Linked DNA regions of Homo sapiens: region 2 is linked to region 1. Evidence: chromatin contacts called from ENCODE Hi-C or POLR2A ChIA-PET data. All regions are on one chromosome and are shown on one strand. The core of a region is the stretch at or near the end of the contact, and the rest is flanking DNA. Distances in the headings are between cores, read along the strand shown. Region 1 has its middle 120 kb from the start of ARL4A. Region 2 overlaps LOC105375158 (a long non-coding RNA gene).

Region 1 (5,236 bases), core at 1,887-4,386:
ACCTTGCCTCCCTAGAGTTTCTAGAGTGACCAAGCACTAACTTTTGATGAGGAGGGATCTCCTGAGAGTTAGACCCCCTGCTCAGTATACAACCAAAAAATATCTCAGAGGAAGGTATTCTAATGAAAAAATTATGTTTAACATAAGAAAGAAAAAAAAAACTGTAACCATGGTTATCTTTGAGAAAGTAAACGGGAATACAGGATTGGGGTAGCAAGAGAATTTATTTTCATGGTATACCTTTTTACAACCCTCAGATAGTTTAATATGTACATTATTAATTTTCAGAATTAATAATAGTAGGCTTTTCAAACATCATGACAATTAATTGTGATATGTTTTGTCAAACAGTACTGTACTGATGCCTGTGCTTCTGTTCCTTTTACGTGCCTCTTCACTTTCTGATGGTTCCATTCCTAAATTATTAAGTTGTGAGCAGTTGTGCTCTTCAGCAGGTTTAACTTAGAAATGCTCATATCCCATCTTCTTTTGTGCCTACTCACACAGCACATGCTATCTGATTTATTGTCTTATCTCTCACTTGCCCCCACAATGGGCTCCCATTGCATATGTTGTTAAAGAAATTGATAACTGAGTCATCCCAATATTGATCCATAAAGAACTCTACAGTTAACATTTATCCGTAAAAGAATTACTATCAAGGAAATGTATCACCTCCTTTGTTATCATTATTAAGATTTTTAAAATACTCTTGGCCAGGCACAGTGGCTCACACCTGCAATCCCAGCACTTTGGGAGGCCTAGGTGGGAGGATCGCTTGAGCTCAGGAGTTTGAGAACAGCCTAGGCAACAAGGCAAAATCCCATCTCTACAAAAAGTACAAAAATCAGCCAGGTGTGGTGGTGCATGCCTGCTGTCCCAGCTACTCAGGAGGCTGAGGTGGGAGGATCGCTTCTAGGTCACTGCAATGAGCCATGATCACGCCACTGCACTCCCGGGTGACAGAGTGACCCTGTCTTAAAAAACAAAACTAAACTGACAGAAAATCCTCTTGTTATAAAGTACGAGCTTAAGTTTAAAACAACAACAACAACAACAACAACAAAAACTGATATACCCCTTCCCATGGATCACTTTGTTCCTAGTACAACCCAGATTAACACCAAATATTTAAGTCAAATTTCTGTGTACTACAAAATGTCCACCTGAAGTCCAAAATATATAGGTTCTTGTTAAAGACCTTGTTAATGGATTTTTTAAACATCAGGATATAATATGTCTACATAAAAGATTTTTCTTAAATCAAGTAAAGGAAATAATTAGCTCTTCCCCAGTAAATGTAAGATTGAGAATTATTTTGTGAGAAGGTAAGCAAATAGTTTTGGGAAATAAATACTCAGTTAAAAAAAAACAGTGGCTGAGATCATCCTGTTTTAACACATATTATGTTATAATATAAAACAAACATTTCTGAGGAGCCATGTAGAAACGAATCTTTTCTCTTTGAATTATTTTGTATTACTGGCCACACAGTAAAAAAGCGAATTCTGTCCGTCTGTGTTCACATATGTGTCATAACTGCACTTATTTGCTCTGCAAATACAAAGTTTAATGAGTGTAGACACTTGTACATCCATCACCGGGCTTGTTATACTCTAGGTTAATGCAGCACCAATCAAACGGCAGATATCTAAAATCTTGCCAATTCTCTGTGAAACATGCATGGTTTAAGTATATTATTATGTTAAACAAATAGAAGATGGCCAGGAAAGACGAATCCGTATCTTAAAACAATTGCTGTCAAATGAGTAATATGAAGTAGAAAAGGTATTTAAAGTTCAAATTAAAGTTTACAAGCCTTGGGAAGAGGAAAAATTGGTATTTTCAATGTTGCTTTGCCACATTCTTTAGTCTTTTGTTAAATAAAAATGCCAAGAGAGTTAAAAAATAAGAATTCTTCTTTAGCCTAATAAAAGTTTCTTGTTTGGACTCCATTTTCATATATATTAAAAAAAATAAGTTCTGTCTGAAGGCTGGGTTTTTAAGATTGGGCCAAAAAGAGACCACACCTGGTATGGCCTTACATCAATGCCACCATCATTCTGGGCTCCTAAATGTTCATGAAATTTCTTCTTCTGTCTAATCTTGCCTCATCAAGTCTCTTCAAAACCAAATCTAAAAGAGCCAGATGCAACAGGAAGAAGAGGACTCATAGAATTAGCAGATGATGTCTTCCTACTATTTGTTTAGTTTCCAGTAGTCTGAAGTGCGACTTTTCCAGTATGCAGACTAAGGGGTTTAAGGAAACTCTATAACCCAGATAAAGCACTGAGGTCAGAAAAATTGAAGAGAAATTCATCATAATTAAGAGCACAATTGTTTAAAAAAATGCAAATTTATTTCAACAACTGTATTTGAATATCTTCATGAAAGTGCACTCCATACATCTGTTTTCCTCCTGTGGCTATTTTCTCATCTTTCTCCCATGATTTTGGATCCTGCCTTCCAAGTAACATTCATTAAGCATTCAGCAAGATCATACAGGAGGTTTAAACAATGATGATTGTTATTCAGACACACCTCAAATCAAAACATGTCCTAGAAAACATAATAAATTTTGGAAGCCTGACTTACTAACCTTGTTAACTTGCATTACAGGAATGAGTCCTCTTCTTTGATTCCACTCTGTTTATGTTGTGTATAAATCAGGATTCCAATACAGAACAGATAGCACACTCAAATCAGGATAACTTGAGTAGGATGTATTTACAAAAAGACTATTTACAGAGGTGTGGGTGTAGGAGAATCACAATGGGTAGTGTAAGAATGCTAAGTTGGTAAGGAGTTAACACCCCTAAGTCCAAAAGGACACAGGGAAGAAGTTATTGAAACTGGGAGAGAGCCATGTGGAGAAGTTCACCTTGAAAGGGTAAGCGACCTTCCAAGGAGAGCACAGCAGCCCTAGGGGATCTGGCAGAGTCTCTTTCCTTCCTCTGTTTTCCAGCACACCAGGAAGCAGGAGGACATGGGAACCTTGATTGCCTCAAGCAGCAGTGCCACCTTAGGCAAACTTCCCATAAGCTATCAAGGGAAATAAAAACATCTAGATCTTTCGCAGTGGTTCTCTAAAGGCTCAGCCTAATTAAAAGCCAGAGGGTGCAGGAGCCAGGTGATAAAGATTATAAATGAGTCATCATCCTGGGGCAAAGGCAAGCATGGAAAAATGAAGTCTTAATCAGAAGATAGTCAACATACTCTCTGTGCCTACACATACTCCTTAACACACAAACAGACTCAAATACATCATTGAAAAGCTCTCAGAAAGGAATTTTCCTTGGAAATCACTTCATTGATGTCTTTCATGTTCAAAATTTCCACCATTAGATACTTCAGATATTTAAAACTTCTGATAATCTATAAATTTTGGATAGTATTGGTAGTAAAATGGAAAGGAAAAAAAGAAACTAAGTTTTTGAATACTAGCTCCTTTACATATCTTATCTCACTTAATCTTCAAAATGACTCTATTAGCTATACATTATTATCCATGTTTTACTGATAATTTGAAACTCAGATAGTTCAAATAACTTGCCTAAAGCCACATAGGAAATACAAGGGAAATCATAGAACCCAGGCCTGCCTGATTCTAAAGCCTATTCAGCTTATACTTCAGCACTGCTGCACTTGAGCACTTTAACCCAAAATAGTTTAATACTTTCCTGGCAGAGGACAGGGCAGGTAAGAGTTAACTAAAGATATAAAAGGGGAGAATTGGTCGTCCGGAGTCCAATGTCTATCAGGTAGAATATAAAAGGGAAATTCCTAAAGGTGAAAGGACTGGGATAGTTAGGAAAGAGTTGATATCTAGGGAGAAATGGAAATAAAAGGAGAGATTAAATACAATCTGTGCATTCCTCCCACTGCCCCATCTTGTTAAACCAGCCCAGCCACTTTTCAGTGTCCATGGACTTTGCACCTTAGGTTTACACCCTTCCACATAGGAAGCATTTTATAATGTCTGCAGTGATGCAATACCTCACCCCTAATAATAATTTCAACTGCCTCCCATCTTGCCCTACTCTTACCTGCAATGGACTAATGACTATCTTGAGGGCCGATGACTCTCCCGGTTGTATCTGACTTTGTACACGTGTGCTGTGACAGTAAAATTAAACCTGCATACTCAGATAGGAGGATGTTCTTCTCAAAGAGTTTACATCTTGATAGCATAAAATGAGTCAGTGAATCAAGGCAGGGATAACGATTTCATAGAAATCATAAAGGGAATATGCTATTAGACTTGAGAATTAATTTGCACAGAGAACCAACAACGTGGAACCCAAATATGAATGTGTCCTCTCTGCTTTAAGGAGTCTGCAAGCAAGAAACCATTCCACAAGCAAGAAAATCCATGCATCTGTCATTTTTTTCCCAGAGGCAAAAAAAAGCAACTGGAAGTGACTAGCAAGAAAGATTACAGAGTTATGCTCTTCTTCTTCTTCAAGATGGACTCAGTGCCCTACTATGGCATTCAATATTTTCTTTTTTAGAACAGAGCTAGAAACCTCTAAAAACAGAACACAAAGAAATAACTTCCAGGGTTGGGCAGGCACTCCCTGAGCAATGGGGAATTACCAGCATACTTTTATTTTTGACTCAAATTCCACAGTTGTCATAAGGCCAAACATTCTTCTACCTTCTTCCATTTCCACACTGGATTCTACAGAACTTATTTGTGAACGATACGTTTACCCAGCTCGCCTCCCTGCCTGAACTGTGAAATCATTTCAAACAGCTAACTGGATAAAAAGCTTAAAATAGGGTGGCCTTTATTCTTTATCAGCTTAAAATTGCCAAGCAGCAGCCAACTTAAGCTTTGAAGAAATGTAGAAGATCTTTGGAGCTATTTATATTTTCTTTACCATCCATGGAATGATTTAATTCAGAACTACAGTAAATGAGACTCTAGATCCTGGAGTATTTTTGATCAAATATCTGGATGGGCTAGGCTACTTTAAATTACTCATATGGTTCAGAAATCAACAGTTTGCAAATTGTTTGGAAACTGAGAGACAGTTTGAAAACACTGTTTCTCCATAAAATTCATACAAATCATAGTACATAATAATATGCAATATTTATATTATGATCAATATGTACATATATTGATGTGTCTTGATGCAAGAACTCCTAGTCTGTTAATGAGGAATGTAGGATTTAAGAAGTCTCTGCCACAAATTACCTGGGAATTTCTGGTGATGTCACTTAAACCCTA
Region 2 (5,410 bases), core at 818-3,317, 240 kb before region 1:
AGTTTAACTTAATATTTCACATTTTGGTCTAAACTGTGTTGTTTTGTAAATTGTAGTAGATTCACAGGGCTGCTGTAACAAAGTAACACAAACCGGGTGATTTAAAATTACAGAAATTTATTGTCTCACAGTTCTGAAGACTAGAAGTCCAAAATCAAGGTATCAGCAGGACTGTGCTCCCTATGAAACTTGCAGGGGAAAAATCTCCCTTGTCTCTTCCTAGCTCCTTATGGTTTCTGGCAATCGGTGTTCCTTGGCTTGCAGCTCCCATCTCTGCCTCTGTTGTCACATGGAGCTCTCCCCTTGTGTGTCTCTGTGTCTTTTTCTCATAAAAATACCAGTCCTGTTGGATAACAGAACCACCCTACCCGAGTATGACCTCATCTTAACTAATTATATGTGCAATGACCTCATTTACAAATAAGGTATCATTCTGAAATACTGGGAATTTCAATATATCTTTTTTGAAGACACAAATCCATAGTATAATCATTTTCCTAAAGATGGTAAAAATTGTAAGTCAAGACTTCAGACGTTAGTAAGAGCATTTCATTGATTCTTGCAGTAAAACGTGTTTGATAACAAGACAGGAGAAAGGTATTCCAGACTATTCCCATGGCACGTATGTTTAAAGCCACAGTGTTGTACAATTCATGGTGAATCTGAGGAATTATGTTTTGAAATAAATGAGGCAGAAAAACTGGTTTCAAAAATAATAGAAAATAATGCCTACAGAAAAATCCAAATAATAAATATAGAATTAGTAAATTTGTTTTAAATCACCATTAAATACCACAGTAATAATTATTGCAGTGAAGATTCACTGATTAATGCTAAAAATTAGTGAATAAAACTTTAAGAAGAAATAGATATTTACAGAAGAGTCTCAAATACCTCCCTTAAATCATTTATTCATTACCACGTGGTTTTGACACAACTTTAAACTTTGATATTCCTTCCTCCTTCCAGGTGATATAGCATAATTCTCTCTCCATTAACTGTGGGCTGAACTTAGTAACCTACTTCTAATGAACTAAGTATGGAGAGGGAAAAACTGTAAAGCTTACGGTAGAGAAACCTGACAGACACTGCCTTACAATCAAAAGATCAAGGTGAACGTCACCAGTCATAAGTCATGTTGATATCATGTACCCCTATACTATGTGATGAGAAGGGCACCTGGCCTCTGTGATATTCTTCCCCAAATTCCACAACCCGAGTCTAATCATAAGAAAACCCCAGTTAAGGTACATTCTGCAAAATACCTGACCTGTACTCTTCAAAAGTGTCAATGTCTTCCACGACTGAGATACGTTCATATATTGCCAACCAAGGAGACATGACAACGAAATACAACATGGACCTGTGAATTCAATCCTGCAACAGAAAATGGAAACCAATGGGAAAACTGTTGAAATCCAAATAGAGTCTAAAAATCCTACAAATGTTAATTTTTAAATTCTGTGGTTATATGAGATGTTACACAGGGGAAGAAATGTGAGAAATACACAAGAACTGTCTGTGCTGTCTTTGCAACTGCCCTGTAAATCTCAAATTATTTCTGAATCAGAGGTTCTTAAAAAAAAATAAAAGAATGGAACAACAATTTTAGTAACATTAGTATAAGTAAGGGAATCCTCTCCCCCAAAACTAGTGAAAACCTGGGAAAAAATGTAATATCAATTTCAGGGCTCTAGCATTTGACCAATGGGAAAGCACACATTGAGAAGTGTTTACACATACAAAGCTGCTAGATCTCTGGCTAATAACAATGGGAATCTACAGTCCCATCCTTGCTGGGCAGCATACAGCACAGGCAGAAGGTATAATCCAACTGTGAGCAGAGTGTAAAACCAAATGTCTAGTAGTGTTGTCAGTGAAAGTAACAAGTTCAGTAGGAAACAAATAGTAAAACCTGTATCTCTGCAACCATGAGGTTACTGTCCCAATTGGGACAAGCAATGCATGATCCAGAAATGTAACAGGGACACCCTGTAAATAAGAAAGCCATAGAAAGAGTAGGTAAGCACACATTCCTGGCTGACTCAGAAATTACACATATTTGCAGGAGAGATCCAAGGGCCTGGCAGAAAGTAAAAGCTGAAACAGACTTTAAAGTTGCTTGAATTTTGAATGTTTTTCTTTTACCTATACACAATTACATTGTCAAATAGAAGCCTCATAGGTTTGAGGCATTTGACTGTAAGTTCTGCCCAAACCATTGGTTAATCACATAGCAGTGCCTACAAGGAAATGACCCCTGGAAATCAGGAATTAAAAAAGAAGAAAAATATTGTAAAGAGATATAAATAGCTGAATACCATGGCAAGACAGATCCCACAGTTTAAGTACAGGCACAAACAAAATCACAAAATAAAATAATATCCAAAAACCTTTAGAAAAAGCAATCAAAATCCAGTCTTACTATAGTATATCACATAAAATTGTCCAGCTTTGACCAGAAACTTAGGAGTGATGTGGAAATGCATATTTGAAAAGCATATGGAATAAATTAGTCAATAGAAAGTGATTTTGAGTGGACCCTATGTTGGATTAAGCAAAGATTGCTACAAAATAGTTACAAAGTAGCTATTACAAATACATTTCAAAAATTAAGAAAAACTACGTTAAAATGAGTAAAGGATAATATGCTGACAACGATTCAAGAAATAGGAAAATTCGATGGACAAACAGAACATATAAACAATAAACAAACAGAGAATCCAGGATAGAAAAGTGTAACATTTAAAATAATCCACAGGCTGGGTTTTTTTGTGAGACAGAGTCTCGCTCTGTCGCCCAGGCTGGAGTGCAGTGGCGCGATCTCGGCTCACTGCAACCTCCCACTGCCGGGTTCAAGCGATTCTCTCACCTCCGCCTCCTGAGTAGCTGGGACTACAGGCGCACGTCACCATGCCAGGCTAATTTTTTCTATTTTTAGTAGAGATGGGGTTTCACCAGGCTGGCCAGGCTCATCCTGAACTCCTGACCTAGTGATCCGCCCACCTCGGCCTCACAAAGTGCTGGGATTACAGGCATAAGCCACCGCACCCGGCAGGCTGGTCTTAAATACAGTTATGAGGTAGCCGAATGAACCGTCTTCCATTTATGATTCACAGTTCTTTGAAAGCAGGTGCCAAGTACTTGCTTCATATTAAGCTTAATTTTTATCCCTCTTTGCATTTACAAAGAAAGTGGCAGAGGACATAATAACAAAATGAGACTACACACACATGCACACACACAGACACACACACGCACACAGACACACACACACATACAGTGACAATGACAACCATCACGAACTAAAAACAGAAATCTGAAGGCTATAAATAGGTTAAGGAGAGATGTGGCATGTGGCAGAGACAGACAATAGTGACCAATATTGATTACAAAGTTTTTAAAAATCATATGTCTTAACGTATTAAACACTACATAAAGTTTTTCATGACTTTTTTTTTTAAAAAATATTTTACTGAAACAAAAAAATAGTGAGGATCAAGGTGAGAATTTCTGGCCACGTAATATATAAAAGTTACATAATAAGAGATTTGCCACAAACAAACTTCCCTTGTTTTATCACTATGTAGTATGTGGACCTAACTGTGTCTTGACTGCAATTAAATGAATTAAAATAAGCCAACATATAGGTGAATTAAATTTTTCATCACAATACTTGTAAAAAAAACTTTTCTATGTCAGATGCTAACACCTAAAGAATGTGAAAATCTGAGTTGCAATGTTTTTTATTTCATTTTGCTTTTGTATTGTTTTCTTTGCCCTCTATTTTGAATTCTAAAATTTCAAAATAACTTTTGATGATACAATTGATTTTTCTCTCTAGTTTGTTGTAAGACTAACTTAATAACACCCCTTGCTATGAAATCAATTTAAACTTATTGCGCAGTGTTATATTAATAAAGAAATGTCAGTTTTGCCTTAATTATTTCTTTTCTTTTATTTTTATTTATTTATTTATTTTTTTGAAACAGAGTTTTGCTCTTGTTGCCCAGGCTGGAGTGCACTGGCGCTACCTCAGCTCACCACAACCTCCGCCTCCCGGGTTCAAGTGATTCTCCTGCCTCAGCCTCCCAAGTAGCTGGGATTACAGGCACGTGCCACCACGCCCAGCTAATTTTGTACTTGTAGTAGAGACGGGGTTTCTCCATGTTGGTCAGACTGGTCTCGAACTCCCGACCTCAGGTGATCTGCCCACCTCAGCCTCCCAAAGTGCTGGGATTACAGGCGTGAGCCACCACACCTGGCTGCCTTAATTATTTCTATATTAACTTTTAGTTTGATACTTTGTCTCCTTCTAGAATTGGTTTGCTGTATTGTTGTTTTCTATCTATTTTTGTGGTTGCTGAATATCTCATTTTGATTTGCATGTCAACAAAGAGAGAGTCCAAATTCTTTTTTTCATCTCTTATCTTGAAATCTTGCAGTAAATGAAAGATATGTTGATGTGAATTTGGCTTTAACCTAGACAACCAGAACTATGGTTGTCTAGGTCAAAACACAGACACATGTTCTCCATAAATTCTCACAGGTTAAAGTAATCTTACATAAAATCTCACAGGTTAAAATTATTTCATGTGGCACAGACAAGCTGATGTTTGCTTTATTTTCCTTCTACAAATGAAACCACTGCAACTTGGGCAAATGCTAAGATAGCAGGCAAGAGTGGTATTGTTCCATTAGACTTATTTTGTTTTCATTCTAAACAATATATCAGATGTGAGTAGCAGACAGGCTCACAGATTAGGTGAATGAAAGGACACATTATCAGCAAAGGTAGATATGAAATGAAGCATTTTTATCTAAACATCATTTAAGAGGAGAGTTCAGTATCTCAAATTTAATTTCTTTTCTTTTAATGAATCTGTAATCATTTTAGAAAATAGTACTGGTCAAAGAATAAAACAGAGACATGAAATACACCAATTGTGCATCATCATTACTTCAAATTATAATCACCATGTAGTGGATCTGGCTCTCAATTTATTTCTCAGTTGTGTAAGAAATAAAACTTAATTTTATAAAATTATTTTAGTTCTTAAACCCATATCCACTACTGGAGTGGTAAAAATCTAATCTCAGTCAATCTTGGATTCCCCATTTTCCCAGGTCAGTTCTAAATTCCAGGATCCATACCTAGTTTTAAAGGATTGGAGAGGAAGGAACTACCTGGTTCTCAAATGTCTTTTCTGTTATCTACAGAATAACAGAAAATTTTCGCATATCATCATGGAGATCTTCCTTTTGGGTGGTGACCTGGCCTCTTCCGATCCAAACAGTTTTGCCCACAATGGAAATCCCTGGGTGATGGAAATCACGTTGCATTCTCCATGCTACTCTAGGGCATGACCTACACTCTGATTGTGCCTAAAACCATCTGCCTGAACTCATT

Evidence for each region. Hi-C counts contacts between places; a loop is a spot of excess contacts on that map. ChIA-PET counts read pairs that join two places held with the same protein, here RNA polymerase II (POLR2A).
Region 2: a loop to region 1 is called in a map of HCT116, with 2.9 times the contacts of the local background. The contact joins two enhancer-like sites. A Hi-C loop is called at or near these places in 1 of 168 maps with a recorded cell type or tissue (HCT116). POLR2A ChIA-PET finds 5 or more read pairs at or near these places in 2 of 52 experiments (Caco-2 and naive thymus-derived CD4-positive, alpha-beta T cell).

The regions. Positions count from the first base shown.
Region 1 is chr7:12,800,096-12,805,331 of GRCh38, reverse strand. No RefSeq gene overlaps it. Among named protein-coding and RNA genes, the nearest start is that of ARL4A, 120 kb to the right of the region's middle. Within about 2 kb of position 3,136, at least 4 of the 41 ENCODE cell types and tissues checked have a DNase peak (open chromatin) inside an H3K27ac peak, as active enhancers do; they include HCT116, where a contact is called at or near this core.
Region 2 is chr7:13,039,433-13,044,842 of GRCh38, reverse strand. It overlaps LOC105375158 (a long non-coding RNA gene), which reads right to left. Exons shown (of 3, transcript XR_927044.3): 2 at 1,271-1,377. Among named protein-coding and RNA genes, the nearest start is that of ARL4A, 350 kb to the right of the region's middle. Within about 2 kb of position 2,067, at least 2 of the 41 ENCODE cell types and tissues checked have a DNase peak (open chromatin) inside an H3K27ac peak, as active enhancers do; they include HCT116, where a contact is called at or near this core.